Linked DNA regions of Homo sapiens: region 1 is linked to region 2. The links are chromatin loops, found by intact Hi-C in ENCODE. Cell type or tissue: endothelial cell of umbilical vein. All regions are shown on one strand. Each heading gives the region's core, and the rest is flanking DNA. Links, peaks and the distances in the headings are about the cores only.

Region 1 (8,858 bases), core at 582-8,581, 220 kb after region 2:
AGGATAACTGTCGGTCCACAATTGCTAAAATTAATCTCAGGAATAGAATAAAGCACTTGGCAGATATAAAATATCAACTACACTATACTCCATGTTTTGGGTGTGCTTGTGAGCCAACTGAAATTCAAGGTAATAGGCTGTGTCTAGTCAACAATACAATAGGAAAAGGATGTTGGCATGGTATTTTCAGCCATCTGGATGGCTAAATAAGATTACTGCTAAGAGCTAACTAAAATTGTCTGGTAGATGTAATCAAAACAGATACAATTCAGAATAACTCAGACCAAAAGAATATTTCCTCCTGTTAGAGTCATTTTAAGAGGAATTTGAAATCAATGCAAACCATGTCTTCAAGGTTTTCCTTCACCATGTGAAAACAAAGGCTCTGCCTGTATAGAAATAATGGTAGAACTATATAAAGGGCAGTTGGTTTTTCAGCTGATGAGCAATTGGGAGCTACTTTATTACTCAAACTACTTTTCCAGGAGCTACCATCAAAGCACTCATGAAGGTTCTTCTTTGTTCTTACCATCCATGGGTGTTACTAAAAGAGAAAGTAGAAAACTTACTGTCACAATGGTGAGAATTTGGCCAAAAATCACCCAGTCTTTGAACTGAGCTTAAACTAAGTAGTAGTACATAACATTAGAATTCTGGTCACTTAAATTAAGGACGTTTGTAAACTATTCAAATTAACAAAACAAAGCAAACAAACAGGAAAACAAGTTATATGTGATAGATGGATGGGGGAAAAGTGATAAAATTGGCCAGTTTCACGGAAAGGTCGAATAGTGAGAGTAGTCAAAATAGCCTGTATAAGTTACTAAGATTTAGTTTATTTTAACAAATATTTATTCTGCATTTTCAACCATGCAATCATCATTGAACTAAGTGATGAAAAAAGACATTGTCTCTTCCTTAAATGTCTTAAATATATAAATTGATACTTGCAGTTTAGTTCCATACATTGGAGTTGAATGTATGAACAAGAATCAGAGTTTCTGTAGATGTTGGAATACAATATTGGGTATAGGAGAAGGAAAGAGAATCAGAAAGTGGGCCACATTTTCTATGACTAAAGATGGAATTTACAAGATGGCTTTAATATTCCCTTCAGCTTGACTAAACTTTAGACATGTTTCTTTCTGATTCTAGGCCCTTGACCTCTCCTTCTTAGAACATTGACTTTAGAATATTTGTAAGTTATTTATCTGCCCCCTTTGAGATATAAATCTTTTAAAAAGCCCCTTGCCAATTGTACAACTCAGAACTGTCCTTCTCAAGGACCTTGGAGCCATTCCACTGAAATGTAATCATCAAGGAAACTGTGCCCTATCTTCCAGTCTCTGTGGGAGAATAAGAGCCTAACTTCCATGGAGACAATTAGTAAGCTCGGGTGAACTAATCACCAAGAAAACCATTTGCAAACTTAAATAACTCAATTTGCTAGACATATCCCATTGATAAATCTCCTTCAAACATCCTCCAGTATTTTTCTACTAGCTCACCTCAGCTCTTAAAATACCTCCTGAGTTCAGACTTCGTTCTGGTCTCACTCCCTATTGCAGTAGCCTTGAAGAAAGTCTTCCTTGCCTGTTTCACTTTGTGTGGTACAATTTTGCTTTGACAATAGAGAGTCAACAAATAGACAAACAGAGGGGACCTTTCCAAGCAGAAAGCACAGCATTGGTGAAGACCTGGAAACATCATATTTTACTATGTATTTGTGGAGATCTAGATCTAGACATATTTGCTACATCTGTGAGGCTACCATCCTGCCTGCCTACAGCAGCCTTGTGTGCATTTGTATCTGAAGATTTTTCACCTCTACTTCATTGGCAGTACCAGGATTCAGATCCTGCTTCTGAGAATCCCATCCATTGCCTTCTACTCTCTCCCTCCCAGTCTGGAAGACTCTTATTTAAGATCTACATTCTCACTCTTGTTGTACTGCATTTCCCTCTGTTCCCTGCATACAGTCTGTGAGGCAAGTAGCTCTGAGTACAAATCACCCTGCTACAGTCCTTCCCTGGGGTTAGAAAGTAGAGCTGGTTAACTGTCTTAATAGGGAATAAGAATAACGAAAAATTTAGGCAGAAAACATAAATTTTGTGGAAGATATTAACTTATCAGACCAAGTCCAGCCTGTCTCCAAAGCAGTTCTTAATGCCTGAGATTTATTTAGAGGTCTCATATCTGTGATCCCAAAGCCCCACTCCACTCAGCATAATGGGATCTCTGTTCTGGGGTACTCCTGACACTGAGTCTAAAGGTGCAGAATTTTCTTCAGTTTGTTTCTTCTTTAGATCTGTGATGAGAACTCTTCAATGTCCACTCACTCCTTCCCATCTTCTTGAAGAAAAAAATCCTAAGGCGTCTTGTAGTAGTATAGCTCTGCCATTCTATAGAGGGAAATTAGGCCCACAGAACTGTAGGAAAAAACCTAAATGCACGAAGTTTGTCAATTATACAGTCTGGATTAGATGGATTAGAATCCATAACTTTTTTCCTGAGACAAGATCTTGCTCTGTCACCCAGGTTAGAGTACAGTGGCACGATCATAGCTCCCTGTAGCTTCCAGGTCCTGTGCTCAAAAGATCCTCCCACCTCAGGCATGTGCCACCATGCCTGGCTAAGAACCCATAACTCCTTATTTGTTTAGTGCTTGACCTCTCTAAACTATACCCTGAGTATCCATGGGCAACTTGCATGATCATTTGAGGTTTCAGATTTTTTACCTGTAAAATGTGATAATGGTAGCCACTTCACAGGACTGTTGTGAAGAGAAACAAAGTGGGTGAGTACTTGGTGCAGTCTGACAGTTTGTGTTCTACAAAAGCTAGATCTCTTGCCAGTTTTCTTTTTGCCTTTCTCTATCATAGCATTCACCACACTGCACTGACATCATTTATTTATGTCTCTTTCTCAATTCATTGCAAGCTCCTTTGCGAAAAGAATTGGTATTTATTGGATAATCTATTCCTAATATTTCATTCAGTAGAGTTGCCTAGTAAATATTCTTTAAATAAATGAAATGTTAAAGTGCTTAAAAAGAGGTGTGAACATAGCCACCGACTTTATGGGCACCAAAACAGCTTAAAAATAACCCTCCCTCAGGAAAGGAGGAATGGGGAACTATTGTTTAATAACTAGCACACAGAGTTTCTATTTGGGATGATGAAAAAGTCCTGAAAATGGATAGTGGTGATGGTTGCACAACTTTGTACTAAATACCACTAAGTTGTACACTTAAAAATAGTTAAAACGGTGAATTTTATGTTTTATATAGTTTACCACATTTTTTAAAAAGCCTCTGAGAAGTTTCATTTATAGAGAACACTTTGTAGTATTATAGGAAGAAGAATAGAGTCCACGTTTAGACCAGTTGGAGACTTGGTCTCTATCTGGAAGTTACTTTCTCTTCTCTCCTCTAACAAAAGGGAGATGGAATGTGATTCTCTCTCCATCTCTACAGCTGTGCCAGGCAGAGGCAGCAGCAAGAGCTACAGAGACATTCTTCCTGCACATGCAAACAGAGTTATTCCTGAGCACGAAATGACTGGTGACAGCCATCTCCAGGAGAATATATCAGAAAACTTTAAATACAGTCACCAACCCTATAATTCAAACCCAAACGTTTAGGACCTGCAGATACAGAGACTAAAAATATTTTGTATTCGTAAATTAGAGCACTGACCCCATAGGCACTTAGGCCTTCTCTTAAACTTGCACAGGCTGCTGGATGAGTCTCTGACAACCTCCCCAGCAACCAGCCTTTCTTCTGCCTTCATCTTCCTGCTTCAGCCTGTGTCCCAATTGTGTTAGTCTATAGCATTCACTGTCCACCACCAACAGAACAGTTAGCCAGAGGGAGGCTGGAGTTATCTATTGTTAGGTAGCATTGGGGTGGAAAGACCAATATTCGCCGTATCCAGAGTGCACATGTCAGGTAAGCAGTACCTCTTACACAACACTACCTTTGCCAGGTTTCTTGTTGTCTGGGTGTGCAGGCAGGCTATGGAGGTCCTCAGAAACACTGCCTACCTCTTCTGACAAGCCCCTTGGGCTCTAAGAGGAAGAGTTGTGACTCCTAGTTCGCTTTCTCTCCTGTCTTTCTATTTGCTGAAGGAGAAAATATGACTTAAGCAATACTGAACGTTTGTTTAAAATACAAAAATTTCTTGGTGATTAAAAAATTATAGCTAGTGTTGGCCGGGCGCAATGGCTTACGCCTGTAATCCCAACACTTTAGATGGCCGAGGTGGGCAGATCACCTGAGGTCAGGAGTTCAAGACCAGCCTGGCCAATATGGTGAAACCCTGTTTCTACCAAAAATACAAAAATTTGCCAGGTGTGGTGGCACGTGCCTGTAATCCCAGCTACTCGGAAGGCTGAGACAGGAGAACTGCTTGGACCCGGGAGGCGGAGGTTGCAGTGAGCCTCGCACCGTTGCACTCCAGCCTGGGCAACAGAGTAAGACTCCATCTCCATAAAAAAAAAAAAAAAAAAAAAAAAAAAAATATATATATATATATATATATATATAGAAAGAGAGAGAGAGAGAGAGAGAGAGAGAGAGAGAGAGAGAGAGAGAGAGGGAGAGAGAGAGAGAGAGCGCGCTAGTGTTTTATAGCCACCTAGTGGCCGAAATTGGGCTTTGCAATTGGAAATTCAATTTTCACTCAAAACATTAGCTCTAAATTAATTTTGCTATTTAAATACTTTATTTGCCATCTAAATACTTCTTTAAGAGAGATAACGTATGGAAGCTTAGATTAACTAAGGGGATGAAACATGAGGAAGCCAAATTTCAGAATGCTTCCTAAAGAGCCTCTAAACTTCTGGGTTCTCCAAATGTACACATGACTGAGTCTTGGTTCTTAAGGTATGATGATAATGATAACAATAGGTATATTAGCATAGCTAACATCATTTGAGTGCCTAGTATGTACCAGGTAATATTCTGAATGCTTTTTGGTAGTATTTATTTAATCTCTGCAACAACTCTATGATATAAATTCTCTTATGCTCAATTCTTAAAAGAGAAATCTAAGACAGAAGTGAAACACTTTGTCCCAAGACCAACAGCTATTAACTAGTAAGATCAAGATATTCTTTTTCGGCCGGGCATGGTGGCTCACGCCTGTAATCCCAGTACTTTAGGAGGCCGAGGCAGGCGGATCACGAGGTCAGGAGATCGAGACCACGGTGAAACCCCGTCTCTACTAAAAATATAAAAAATTAGCCGGGCGTGGTGGTGGGCGCCTGTAGTCCCAGCTACTCGGGAGGCTGAGGCAGGAGAATGGCGTGAACCCGGGAGGCGGAGCTTTCAGTGAGCCAAGATCGCGCCACTGCACTCCAGCCTGGGCGACAGAGCAAGACTCCTTTTCAAAAAAAAAAAAAAAAGAAAAAGATTTTTTTTTCCTGTTTGATTAACTTTTATTTTAGGTTCGGGGGTACATGTGCAAGTCTGTTACATAGGTAAACTCGGGTCACAGGGGTTTGTTGTACAGATTATTTCATCAGCCAGGTACTATGCCCGGTATCCAATAGTTATTTTTTCTGTTCCTCTCCCTCCTCCCAACCTTCACCCTCAAGTAGGCCCCAGTGTCTGTTGTTCCTTTCTTTTTGTATCCATGGGTTTGTATCATTTAGCTTATAAGTAAGAACGTGTGGTATTTGGTTTTCTGTTCCTGCATTAGTTTGCTAAAGATAATGGTCTCCAGCTCCACCCATGTTCCCGCAAAGACATGATCTTGTTCTTTTCTATAAAGCCAAGATTTAAGATCCAACAATCCAGTTCTAGAATCTTAAGCCTCTTTAGCATAGGGTAAATATGTACATCAAGTACAATTACGGCAGTGGAATCAAATAGGCTCTCCTGCAATCTCAAACTTGCTTATACTTTAACTCATATATGGTTAGGTTTCAAACACGTGGGAGAGACAGAAGAACCCTAGGAATTTAGAGATGGAACTTGATAAAGGCATTTCTCAGAAGAATTTCAGACAGCAGGAACTTGACTTCAAAGGTTGGTGTGACGTGGGCAGACACAGAGGGGGAAGCACAGCCCAAGTACGAGCGGACGGCAGGATGGGTGGAGGCAGCAATGCAATGGAGTGAGGAGAGGAAGTGTGGGTGAGTCAGCAGAAGGATGTGATGAGGCGGAGAATGGGGGCACTCGCGTGGGGACAGAGGAAAGGCAGGAAGGTCAGATTGGGCCATGTTGTTCATGTACGATCTTCATGTCAGATGAAGAAGTTAGATCTTTAGCTCAACGGTTATATGGAACTATTGAGAGTTTAAAAATGATATTTATAGCCTTTATAATTTTTCAAAGCAAGTGTGCCCACTGTGAAATATTTGGAAACCAAGGAAGACACAAAGCTAAAAGACTATCTGTAACTCTCTCTTTGTTAATATTTGGAATATATCTTTCAGTCTTCATACCACACACATAAATTTTCCCCCAAAACAATATTTACTGTATTTTATATAATAATTATAGAGTATTTTAATGTTTCGGTTTTGTCATTTATTATAGTACATGTCTATTATAAATAAATAACAAAATAGAAGCAAAAACACTAAAAGCAAAACTAAAATTATAAAAATTCTAGGCTCTTACTATTATTTTTATTGTATATGTGTATGTGTATATATGCATCCTTTTGAAAAAATATAGATCCCGTTAAAAAATAGAATAATAATTTACCTACTGTTTAAGACCCTATACTCTTCTCTTAATATATCAGGAAAATCTCGATATGTTGACATGTGCATTTTTATAGCAAAATTTAATACCTGCATCCTATACAAAATAATTTATACGATCTCATATTTTTAAATTGCCTTTATGTCTTTGTTGAAAATCAGTTAATTATGTAAGTATAGGTCTATTGCTGGGCTATTTCATTGACCTATTTGTCTATCTTGATTGAATATCATAATTTTGATCAATGTAACTTTATACCAAGATGTGAAGACAGGAAGTAAAAGTTAGATAACTTAGTTCTTCTTTTTAAAAGTTGTTTTGGCTATTCTATGCCCTTTGCATTTCCACATGAATTTTAGAGTTAGCTGTCAACATCTACAGATGAGCCTGCTGAGATTTTAATTGGGATTTCATTATATCTGTAGATCAAATAGGGAGAATTGATATTTTAGTCATGTTTATCCAAACACATGCCATTTATCTCTATTTACTTAGACTTTAATTTCTCTCATTATGTTTGCTAGTTTGCAATATACAGGCCATGTTCATTTTTTTCATATTTATCCCTAATATGCATATTTAATGGCATGTTTTTATGCCAGTATAAATGGTATTATGTTAATTTTAATTATGTATGTATGTATGTACCTAGTATATAGAAACAGACTTGATTTTTTATATTGATCTTGCATCTCCCAACTTTGTTAAACTCACTTATTAGATGTAATACATATATATAAATTCCATAGGGTTTTCTAGGTAGATGATCGTTTCATCTGTGGATAAAGAAAATTTTATTTTCTTATGTCCAATCTGGATATCTCTTATTTCTTTTTCTTGACTGGCTGGACTGGCTAAAGCCTCCAGGACAATGTTGAATAGAAGGGAGAGAGTAGACATCCTTGCCTGTTTCCTCATATTAGGGGAAAACATTTCATCTTTCATCATTAATAAGACGCTAACAGTACAGTTTCGTAGATGCCCTTGATCAGGTTGGGGTTGTTCCTTTTATTCCTATTTTGCTGACTGTTTTTATTGGGATTAGATTTTGGGCATTTGTCAAATGCTTTTTCGTCATCTCTTTTTTTTTTTTCCCCAGTCTGTCAACATGGTGAATTACATTGATTGTTTTTCAAATGTTAAATTAACCTTGCATCCCTGAGATAAACCCGACTTGGTCATGATGTATTATCCTTTTAATAAATTGTTTATTATTTTATTTGTTATAATTTGGTAAGAATTGTTGTCTCTCCGTTCGTGAGGAATAACGTTCTGTAGTTTTCTTATAATATCTTTTTCTGGCTTTAATGTAATAATGCTGGCCTCGTGGAATGAGTTGGGAAGACTTCAATTTTCTGGAAGAGTTTGGGTTGCAAGGCTATTATTTCGTCCTTAAATGTTTCATAGAATTCACCAGTGAAGACATCTGAAAATGGAATTTTCGTGGAAAGTTTTAAAGCTCTAAATTTAATTTCATTCATTGATATAGTGCTCTTCAGGTTATCTATTTCTTCATGAATGAGCTTAGTAGAATAGTTTGTATCTTTTAAGGAACTTGAAATTCTTTTTTCTTAAGGTGGAAGCTGATGTCATTGACTTGAGACTTCTTCTTTTTTAATTTAGATATTTAGAGCAAAAATTTCCTTATGATTACTGCCTTAGTCGTAAACAATAGATTTTCATATGTCTTTTTTATTTTCATTCAGTTTTTAAAAATCTTAATTTTTTGTTTATTTCTTTTTTGACTCATGGGTTATTTAGCAGTGTGTAATTTTCTTTCTAAATATTTGAGTTTTGTCCAGATTACTTTACTGATTTCTAATTTAATTCTATTGTGGTCAGATAATATACTTTGAATGTCTTTTGTCAGGCTTCTTGATTGGAAATGGAAATTTAATCACGTATTTTTGGACTTGCAGTTTCTAATTTTTATGCTACTAAAAACAATTCTTAGATGAAGATGAACTTGGGTTCTTTTTACCCTTTCTTTTTTATTTTCTTAAAAGTCTCAGAAACAAAAGTTTTGAATCAAAGAGTATATAGTTCCTTCTCTAGAATTTATATATACTGTTACATGCCTTGTTTCATGTTTATATTCAATAATTTGCAAATATTTTCTTCAGATCAATATTTTTTCTATAAC
Region 2 (8,858 bases), core at 271-8,270:
GCCAAAGTGAAATGGAGGGTTGAAATAATTATCTGAATAATTATGCTCAAAAAATTGATTTTGTCTGATTCATCTTGGTAATTCCAAATGTTGCTGGAGTGATGTAGGAGTGAAGGATTTGCCTGAATTATCTGTATAATTCCCGTGTTATACAAGAAAAAACTAGGGATAAGGAAATCGTACCAGCAAATCCAATTTGAATATACCAGAGGAAAATGTACTGAATGTACTTGGATTATGTCATCTTGGTTGGTAAAGATATATTACAATATATCAATTTTAAAGGCTCCTCTACTTTGTACTGGATAGCAGGTTAATCATAAATTCTTAGTCCACATCTGTAGAAATTATGATTGCTAAGAATATTTATTGGGTGTAAATTTATTTGAAATAGATTTTTCTGAATATATTTTGTACCTAGGAAGAGCTTCAAGAATAGTTCATTTCAATGGTTTAAAAAATAGCAGTGATCCTGAAATTGATCTGTTAGTGCAAAAGTATTAACAGCCCTAATGGTTTGGGACTTAAGCATTAACACGGCTCTCAGCTAAATTCTAAATATCACTTCAGTTATTAGTAGTAATACCATGGTATTAACCAGGGTGCGATTATTTGTTAGTTGGATCATATGCATTTCTTTCCTTGCTCAACTAAATTATAGGCCCCAGAAGGTTTTATAAACTTCATATAGTGCTTGGTAAAGTATTAAGTACATGGTAGAAGCTCAACAAATATTTCATCTATGCATATTAACATCTATTAAGTTGAATTTTTTTAATTCATTCTTAATGATTTAATCGTGTTTAGTTTTTGTGAACTAGAAGTAATTTGTATCCTTAACCTCTTTTTTAAAAGAGGTAGGAAGCCGAAATGAATGCAATTTTAGTTTACACAGAAAATTATTTTCCATTATTAAAGGGATAAAACAAAGTGCGGTGAAACCATAAAGTGTGGCACTTGCCAAAAGAACGTGACTTGCAATGGCTAACCTTTCCCAGCTTCCAGAGCCACACTCCGGCAGTGTGGTGCGATGCCATCTCTCTGGGTTGGATCCAGCTATGGTATTTAAAGCTCACAGCAGCTTTTCCTGCAGCCTGGACCCAAGAGGAGCTTTACTCCCAGTATTGGAACTTTCTAGCCTTCACTTAGTTCAGTAGAAGCTATTTCTGTGATTCTGTGATGTGCAGCAAACTTAACAATGTAAAACAATATAATCTAGTGCTAAATGGTACGAGTGATGTTAGTGAGGACTGGGGATTGGGGATAGTGGAAAACTTATATTAAGAAGGTAGAAATTAAGCTGGAGCCAGAAATAGCAAGAATATGGCTATCTCCATCACTAACTTTTATACCTGTGGGAGACATTGCTAATCAACCTTGACACTCGTTATTATTCAGCTTGAGTATGATTTCAAAATCCTCAATACAGTGTTCCAGGGCGCCATTAACGATTGGAGTTGGCACAAAATTTGAAACTAGAAGTGGACTATTTGCTCCTTGAGAGTAAGTACTATGCTTTTATTAAGCTTTTTATTTCTAGGACTTAGGACCAGTCCTTATATTGAGTGAGTGAAGACTTAAGAATATTTGGGTAGATTTAGATGAGAGAGAGGAGTATTCCAGATAAAAGGAGTGCATTAGAGAGTTAGGCTTGCAAGAGTAAGCATAGTACCTTTTTACTATCATAGGGGAGATCTTCCTCCTTGTTTAGGACCTCTGTGCTGTCAAGGACAGACCTCAAAAACTAGACCTAGAAGTCAAGGACTTGATGTGCTAAGCAATAGGAAGCCCCTGAGCAGGCATCTTAGAGATGGCCCAGGGCTCTCACTCAGGTTACCAACCTGTCTCAGGTTCTTTGCCTTTTGATTGTGCTTAACAGGAAAGAACACACACACTCACTCACTTACACTTTCTGGTTAAAGGTACAGCTTACTTTATTGCTCCCTCTCACTCCCCTTAGGCTGGGGTGGAATGGTGGAGAGAAGAAAGGTCTCTAGCTAGAAGGAACTGGGAAGGGAAAAGGGAGCATGCTTATCCTTTTCTTGAGAAACTGGCAGCACTTTCATTGGCAGATCCCAGCAGGTTCAGCAGTGTCTGCTTGGCCAGAGAGTATGTTGCTGCCTTGCAAGCTCCCCGATAGAAAGATCATGCTTCCCTCCTGTGAGGCTGACTGGGTGCTGGCATGTGCTAATCAGTTGCACCCCCATGTACCTAGCTGCTTTTCTCTTTCCATTTCTTCCCGATTAACCATACTTATTGAAAATGTAAGCCAACGCTTATGTCATCACAATAAAATTGTTTACAATTTGAGGCCTACATGCTGTTACTAATGTAGTCAGTAGTGTGGTGACCAACCAAAGAGAATCTCCTCACATGATAGACGAAAATCGAGTAAAGCCAAGTCCAAGAGGGATTTTTTTTTTTTCCTGCAATCTCTTATAAATAGCACAGAATGTTACCTTGGAATGCATCAGCTGCAAGATTTTCAACATGAAATGATGTGACTAGCTCTTTTAACCCCTTTAGATGAGGTGGTACTTGTCTGTAAATCTCTCAGTAAAAGTGACATAGGTAAGCATTGCTCCTTGAATTCTTTATGCCTTCTCCACCTCATACCTTCAAGTAATTTTTTTTCACCTGCTATGTTTAGAACTTCCAAAGTTTTATTTCTGCGGCTTGACAGATAAGCCAGGAACTATATGAATTAATCCTTTATTTCTAGCCATAGTGGATTGTATTTTCTTAGAGGGAGCAGGCTACTTCTTATTCTCAACTGCCCCAGGATTCCCTCTTTCTGTGCCTTTGCTTATCTTGATTCTAGAAGGAATACACCTCCTGACAAAATAAAGCCATTCTTCAAGACTGAATTTGAATGGCAACTCCTCTATGAAACACCATAGTACATTCAGCAGGAATCTTCTTATGTTCCTCTGTATACTTATCACATGTTTAACTTTCTTCTTGCGGCTGGCTTATTTCTGCATGTTTTTCTACCCTCCGAGGTTGTATACTTGATAGAAGAATATTGACCACTTAGTAACTGAGCAACACCTTTCCCTTTTTGGTAGCAGTTGAGGCTGTGATGCCTTTTTTTTCCATTTCCTCTACCAGTGGGATGGTGAATTCAGATGTAGAAAAGTTTCATTACTGAGAGAGAACTTTCAGTAATGAAATTGTAGAGAAATTGGTGTTCTCTTTCTACAAAGTGGTTTGGTGTTCTCTTTCTACAAAGTGAAAGGAAACTCTAACCTTCACTGACATTTCCTAATGAGACCTTGGAATAGATCCCACACCATGAACCAGTCTAATCTGTGCTCCCATACCTAACTAGGATCTGGCACATCCTCAGTGATCAACAACTGTCTGCGGAATAAATGAATGAGTCAGTGGTCATGGATACATGACAATCTGTTATTTCTGGGCAGGACCAGGTTGCCCACTTTGGTATCATACAATGAGTCATGGCCGGACACTGCACTGCTGTGATAGCTTGGTTATAAGTCAGGCATTCCGGGAAATGAAATGAACAGGCACTGATGAACAATTTACTACTGAAAAGAGGCTTTCAGTGAACATTTTAGAAGGCTCAAATGTTTGGGAAGTAAGGGGGAAGAGTTAAGTGAGATCTAAGCACACTACAAAAATGACTCCTAAAATTCTGTGTTCCATTCTTTTGCACTCCTTTGGGCAGAAGAGGTCCTGAGAATCCAGAAAGCTAGGTTGGTATGGTCTGATAAAAAAGGAATATCACTTTAGGGTAGTGGCACACATCTTATCCACAACACTGGCTGTGGGGCGCCACTATGCGTGAGGGTATTAATGGTGCTTTTCCAGCGGGCAGCACAGTTTGTCTCAATAGTCTGACTGAGGCAGTCATGACAGTAGACCAAATCTGCCCTGGTTTCACAGGGTAATGAAATCTTTTAAAGTGAAATTGTTGCCCATTATGACCTTAGAATGGTTTCTAATCTAAGCTTTTTGCCTTGAAAGTGTTATGATAATCTAGCTAGAGATATTTTTAAATCCCTGATTTTAGACTGCTTGGTTCAGTGTTCCTCCTTATTTTCATGGAGCAAAATATAAATATAACTTATATTCAAGAAGGAGAAGGAGTAAATAACATAAGAGAACGTGGCATGAAAGGAAGGTCTGTCTGCCCCTTTTCACTGAAATTTGGGAACCAGAGCCATTGATTGAAAAGGAAGGGGGAGTAGCCAAGTAGTTGTTGCCAATAAAAATGCCAAGCCAAAGACTCACCAATAGGTAATTAAAACAACAGGGAGACTCATAATGTGCACAGAAGTTTTGCTGTGGCTGCCAGCTCCAGCTCTTCTCTCCCCCATCCCAGCTCTTACTCAGATCACCATCACACACCATGTCCTTTGATTACTGGAGCAGGTAACAGCCTTCCTGCTGAATTGAGTTTGATACATTTCCAGCAGGGAAAAGTACTACAGTCCAGTGGCTGAACAAGGAGAAATCTACAAAAGTTGTTTTGTTTAAAACGGGTCCAGGCATCCTGAGGACGCTTTCATTGGATAAAGTTGGTGTCTGATATATAACTTATTCTTGGACAGGAAAGAGTAGAAATTAGGAGAAGATACTGCTTCTTTGCCAGCCAACTTTCAGACTATCAAGGGAAAACTAGTCAGTATTTATATGGATAAAACTTATTGACTAAGGTGCTTATAAACATGACCCAAGTAAGGGTTTGATATTAACTATTTCCTCCACGAAGTACTGTTTCATGCCTCCCACTCAGTCATCCTAGTGAAAGCCACCCAGAAGGCTCATTGGGACCATGATGTCAAAGTCTGTTCTTGTGCTCATTTGCCAGACATTGTTGAGTGTCAGTAGATGAGTGCGCCATGTGGGTTAGGCAGCACATGGTTGAACACTTAACCTAGTGCCTTCTGCATCAGAGGAACTCAGTTAATAGTAGCTTAAAGAATGAATGCTGTGCAGGGAATGTACCCACCGTTTAAAAGCATGCAATATCGGAATTTCAGTTGTGTTGTTAACAGAATTAGAATTTGAATAGATAAATCATATGAACTAGCCCACCCCTTTCCTGAGTAGACTTCCGGGGATTTGGTGGCTTAGTTTGAAAAAATCTTTTTGTAAAAGTATTTTCTTTGCTACTTTGATATTTCCAGCCCAAACTAATGGGACTTACTCTTTGATAAGATGCTAATTGTATAGGATTAAAAACTGCCTATGAAATATTCAATACCTGCAGAATGTACTTAGTAAATATGTCTTTATTGACTGGGTAATTGAGATTATATACCTAGCCAATTTAGTTAATATAGGATCAAAAATTCTGTCCATATCTCTGAGCCCTTATCTTCACAATTTTAGTCCTTTATTAATTGGATTTAACTTTTCCAAAGCCTGGATGCTGTGGACCAGAACTGAGTCTCCATTTCTTACTGCCCTGTGGAGTCTTGGGTCTAAATATATACCATGAAATGCCCTGGCCTTGCATATTTTTTTTACTTCTTGATAATAGAATCTTAAATTGTTTTGATCTTGTTATCAAGGTCTGGGAGACAAGTCTCCACATCTTTTCATTTAATCTTTATTAAACCTGTTTTTCCTTTTTTTAAAAAAAAATGATAACCACTTTTTGAACTTTAATTTTACTATATGAGGCTTGACTGTCTACACTGGCATAATCAATCAATTCAATCAGAAATCCAATTAAATTTGTTCTTTGCATCATAGAAACAATTCATCTGATAATCATTGTGAATTTTTACTAAATTGATGAGCTATTATGTTGTTTAGATGAAGTCAGAGGGTCACTACATCTTTGACTGTGATTGAATACAGTACTCTACCTGCAATATGAGGATCAAATACAGCATACCTAATTATTTGCTATTTGATACCTTTAGGATGTTAATAATTAGTTTGTTGCCCCATCTGCATCTTTCCATTTGTCCATCTTTAGAACTGGCTGGATTTCTAATACATTAATTAAAGGTTTCCAGATGGAGTCTGGTTAAATTTATTTTTCTTCCTGAATTTATCATTCTTAGTAGTTTATATACTGCCTCTCTTGTCTGAAAAGTGTTTATATTCTTCAACTGAGAGGAACAAAAACACTTCATATTTTTATGCAGTATATGGTTTGTGTGTCTGCAGATCATTGATAAAATATTTTTTAACTAAGCAGTTTGTTTTTAAATTGAGTTAACATTTCGAAAAGCAAAGTTATAGTGAACAGGATTTCAAATGCAGTTGATGAAAGAGAAAGCTATACTGAATTAGATTGTCCATTGGTAGCCATCTGAGAAGGAACTGTTTGAGAGTTCATTTGGGGGTCATATAAAACAATCTGGTTTCTCAGCAAATGCGTTTTGTTATTAGCTGCAATGATGCTACATATTTATATTGTGCTGGACATTTCCTTCCAGGGAACATTGAAAAAAGAAAAAAACTGTGGTTACTAGTATTGCTTGGGTTTAATTAGATCCAAAGTCTTAATGTGGCCAAGCCAAAGTTGTTACTCTAAGACTGGTCTTTCCTCCAGGACTGTAGCAACACATGAACACTGGAGACCTTGGGCAGGTTCCCTGACTATTCTCCCTCAGTGTTCTCATCTGTAAAATGGTGACGATGATGATAATAGTAGCTAACACAGATCTGCTTACTTATGTGCCTGATCCTGTTGCCAGCGCTTTATATATATTTGGGTTTATTTCTTCCTTGTGGTAACATTGTGAAGATTAAATGAGTGCACCTGGAAAACCTGCCCAAAGTTAACAAAACATTATAGTGGATTGTACTATGCATTTCTACAGAAAACTGTGGGTTCCCGAATTTACATACTCTGTCTCTGTGGGTTCCAACTACTCCTGTTTATTGCTCATAGTTCCCTTCTTTTGGAGAAGTATAGTTGTGGTGTTTGGTTTACAATGGAAGAAAGACTGAGGGGAAAAATCTATGGTTGAGGTCTTCTCTTGTTGGAGAATACAGTCAGAATTTGGAATGAAAGCCTGAGTTTCCACTACTACCTTTTTCATATTAAACTACCGATGATTCTTTTTCTAGGGAACTTAAGCCTCTAGTTTGGATTTTCACAACTCTTGAAGCCTGTGTTTCTTGGGTGACAACTAGCCCTGAAACACATCTGTTTGGGTTGGGAGCTCCTCCCTTCAGTCTTCTCTGCCTCACATGGTACTGCCGGACTGAATCCCTCATCAGAGAGAAGCCCTCTACTTAATCAGACTTGGCTCCACCCAGAGGGGTTGAAAACCCAGGTGGTGTGCAGGGGCATATCCATTCTAACCCTATTCCATTCCTCTTGTACTTTTAGTTTTCTGACAGTTTTCTTAGAAGCCTCTTAGTGGCTTCTTTTTGTCCTGAGCATTTAAATAGCATGTGGATACAGATCTGGATATATTTTTTCTTCTTTAAAAAAAAGTCAGAATTCTTACCAGATAAGAATTCTGTACCCTGTGATTTACACCAATTTTAATTACATCCATCTGCAATAGAAACCACTTTCCCTCCAAATTTAGTGGTCTGTTATGATACTATTTGCTATTGAAGAGATACCAGTTTTTAAATGACCAGGACAGTGCAAGACAAGCATTGAATTGTGAAATAACTTTAGCTAAATGCTGAAGGGTTTGCAGCTACCAGTAGAAGAGGATACATTGATGGAAAGAGTGAATAGTTTCTTTTGGAATGAGCACTTCGGGGGAAAATGCAGACTTTCTGGAAAGCTCTGTCTTGCACATGTCAACAAGAGGAATGCTTTGAAATCGCTTCAGACTCTTCAAAGCAACTAACTATCTCATCCACCCAGACCAAGAAAAATCCAAAATCCTATGTCTAAATAAATACTTACCTCATCAGCCCTTAACTGAAGGCTTTAACAAAAGAAATCGTATTTTTGAATAATTATTCTTTCATGTTGTTGGGGGAAAATTTTCATAAGATTTTAGTGGATAGCACAGTAATTTTTGGACAGAAGGAAAGAAAACATAGCATTCTTGGTGACTAGAAATTAAACTTCATATAGTTATTTGAAGGTGAAACTCGGCATAGCAAACTTAAAATTATTCAAACCAGCTAATAAAAGCAAGTCTAGATGTTTCCTATTAACCTTGGAATGTGCTTGGAAAAAGCCCTGCTACTCCAGATGTCTAGTATTAGAAAGCATATCAACAGCTTTTACTCTCAATTGTGGTGAATAATACCATTCTAAAATTCACAAGTGCAGTTTGGTGTGCTGGGGCATAATATAGAATTAGTATTCAAGTTTGTTCTTTCTTTTTAAATTCTTAATATATCTTAAAAGTCGGAGAAACATCACAAGATGTCATATTCCTAATTTCTTAGTTACAAATTAAAACCAATTTATATAATGGAATAAGGTGGGCCAGACTTAGAACTCAGATGTGTTAAGTAAATATTTATTCTGGTTCCACTCCAGGGAGGTAAAAGATTTTATTAACATATTTCTTGAATTAATATATTTCTTGAGGTCACAGGGGCAAAGAAAAGCTTATGCAGTGCTTAAATGCCTGAGGGGCCTTTTTGCTGCAAGCTAACAAAGGCTGATTTTTTTTTTTTTCTTCACTAAAGAGAGCAACTATCTTGTATTGTGGCCTTTGCTTTATTATTGTTCACTCACAACTGCATAATCTCAAACCAAGTTTTAAAAAGGCTGCTTTATTTTTTTCCCATTGTTTGGAAAGGCTCTTAGATATTACTTATAAGATTTGTATCCAAGCTTTATTCTTGTGCTTTTTCTCCTGGTTTACTTTGGGCTGTTACCAGCCATTTGTACTTTGTTTTCTCTTCATTGCTGAAAAGAAAAATTGCCCATTAAAAGTCAAGAT

What was found. A loop is a pair of places that touch in the nucleus more often than their neighbours do. Peaks named below come from ENCODE experiments on the same cell type or tissue, not always from the same donor. Only the 100,000 strongest peaks of a DNase experiment are listed, where the experiment ranks them.
Region 1: it touches region 2 in a loop (4-fold over the local background); 12 of 110 quality-filtered maps call a loop at or near these places.

The regions. Positions count from the first base shown.
Region 1 is chr5:111,527,694-111,536,551 of GRCh38, reverse strand. All of the region lies in intron 1 of STARD4-AS1 (STARD4 antisense RNA 1), which reads right to left. LOC124901042 (a long non-coding RNA gene) reads right to left here and starts at 3,243. Exons shown (of 2, transcript XR_007058899.1): 1 at 1-3,243. RefSeq lists enhancers at 6,011-6,060, 5,309-6,508. In endothelial cell of umbilical vein, for the core only: a CTCF peak has its summit at 4,678 (motif pointing left); DNase peaks (open chromatin) are centred at 4,671 and 6,091; H3K27ac peaks cover 2,236 bases.
Region 2 is chr5:111,742,997-111,751,854 of GRCh38, reverse strand. The region is part of intron 2 of NREP (neuronal regeneration related protein); the gene reads left to right. Among named protein-coding and RNA genes, the nearest start is that of NREP, 9.8 kb to the left of the region's middle. In endothelial cell of umbilical vein, for the core only: no CTCF peak of the experiment used is centred there; a DNase peak (open chromatin) is centred at 3,424; H3K27ac peaks cover 1,835 bases.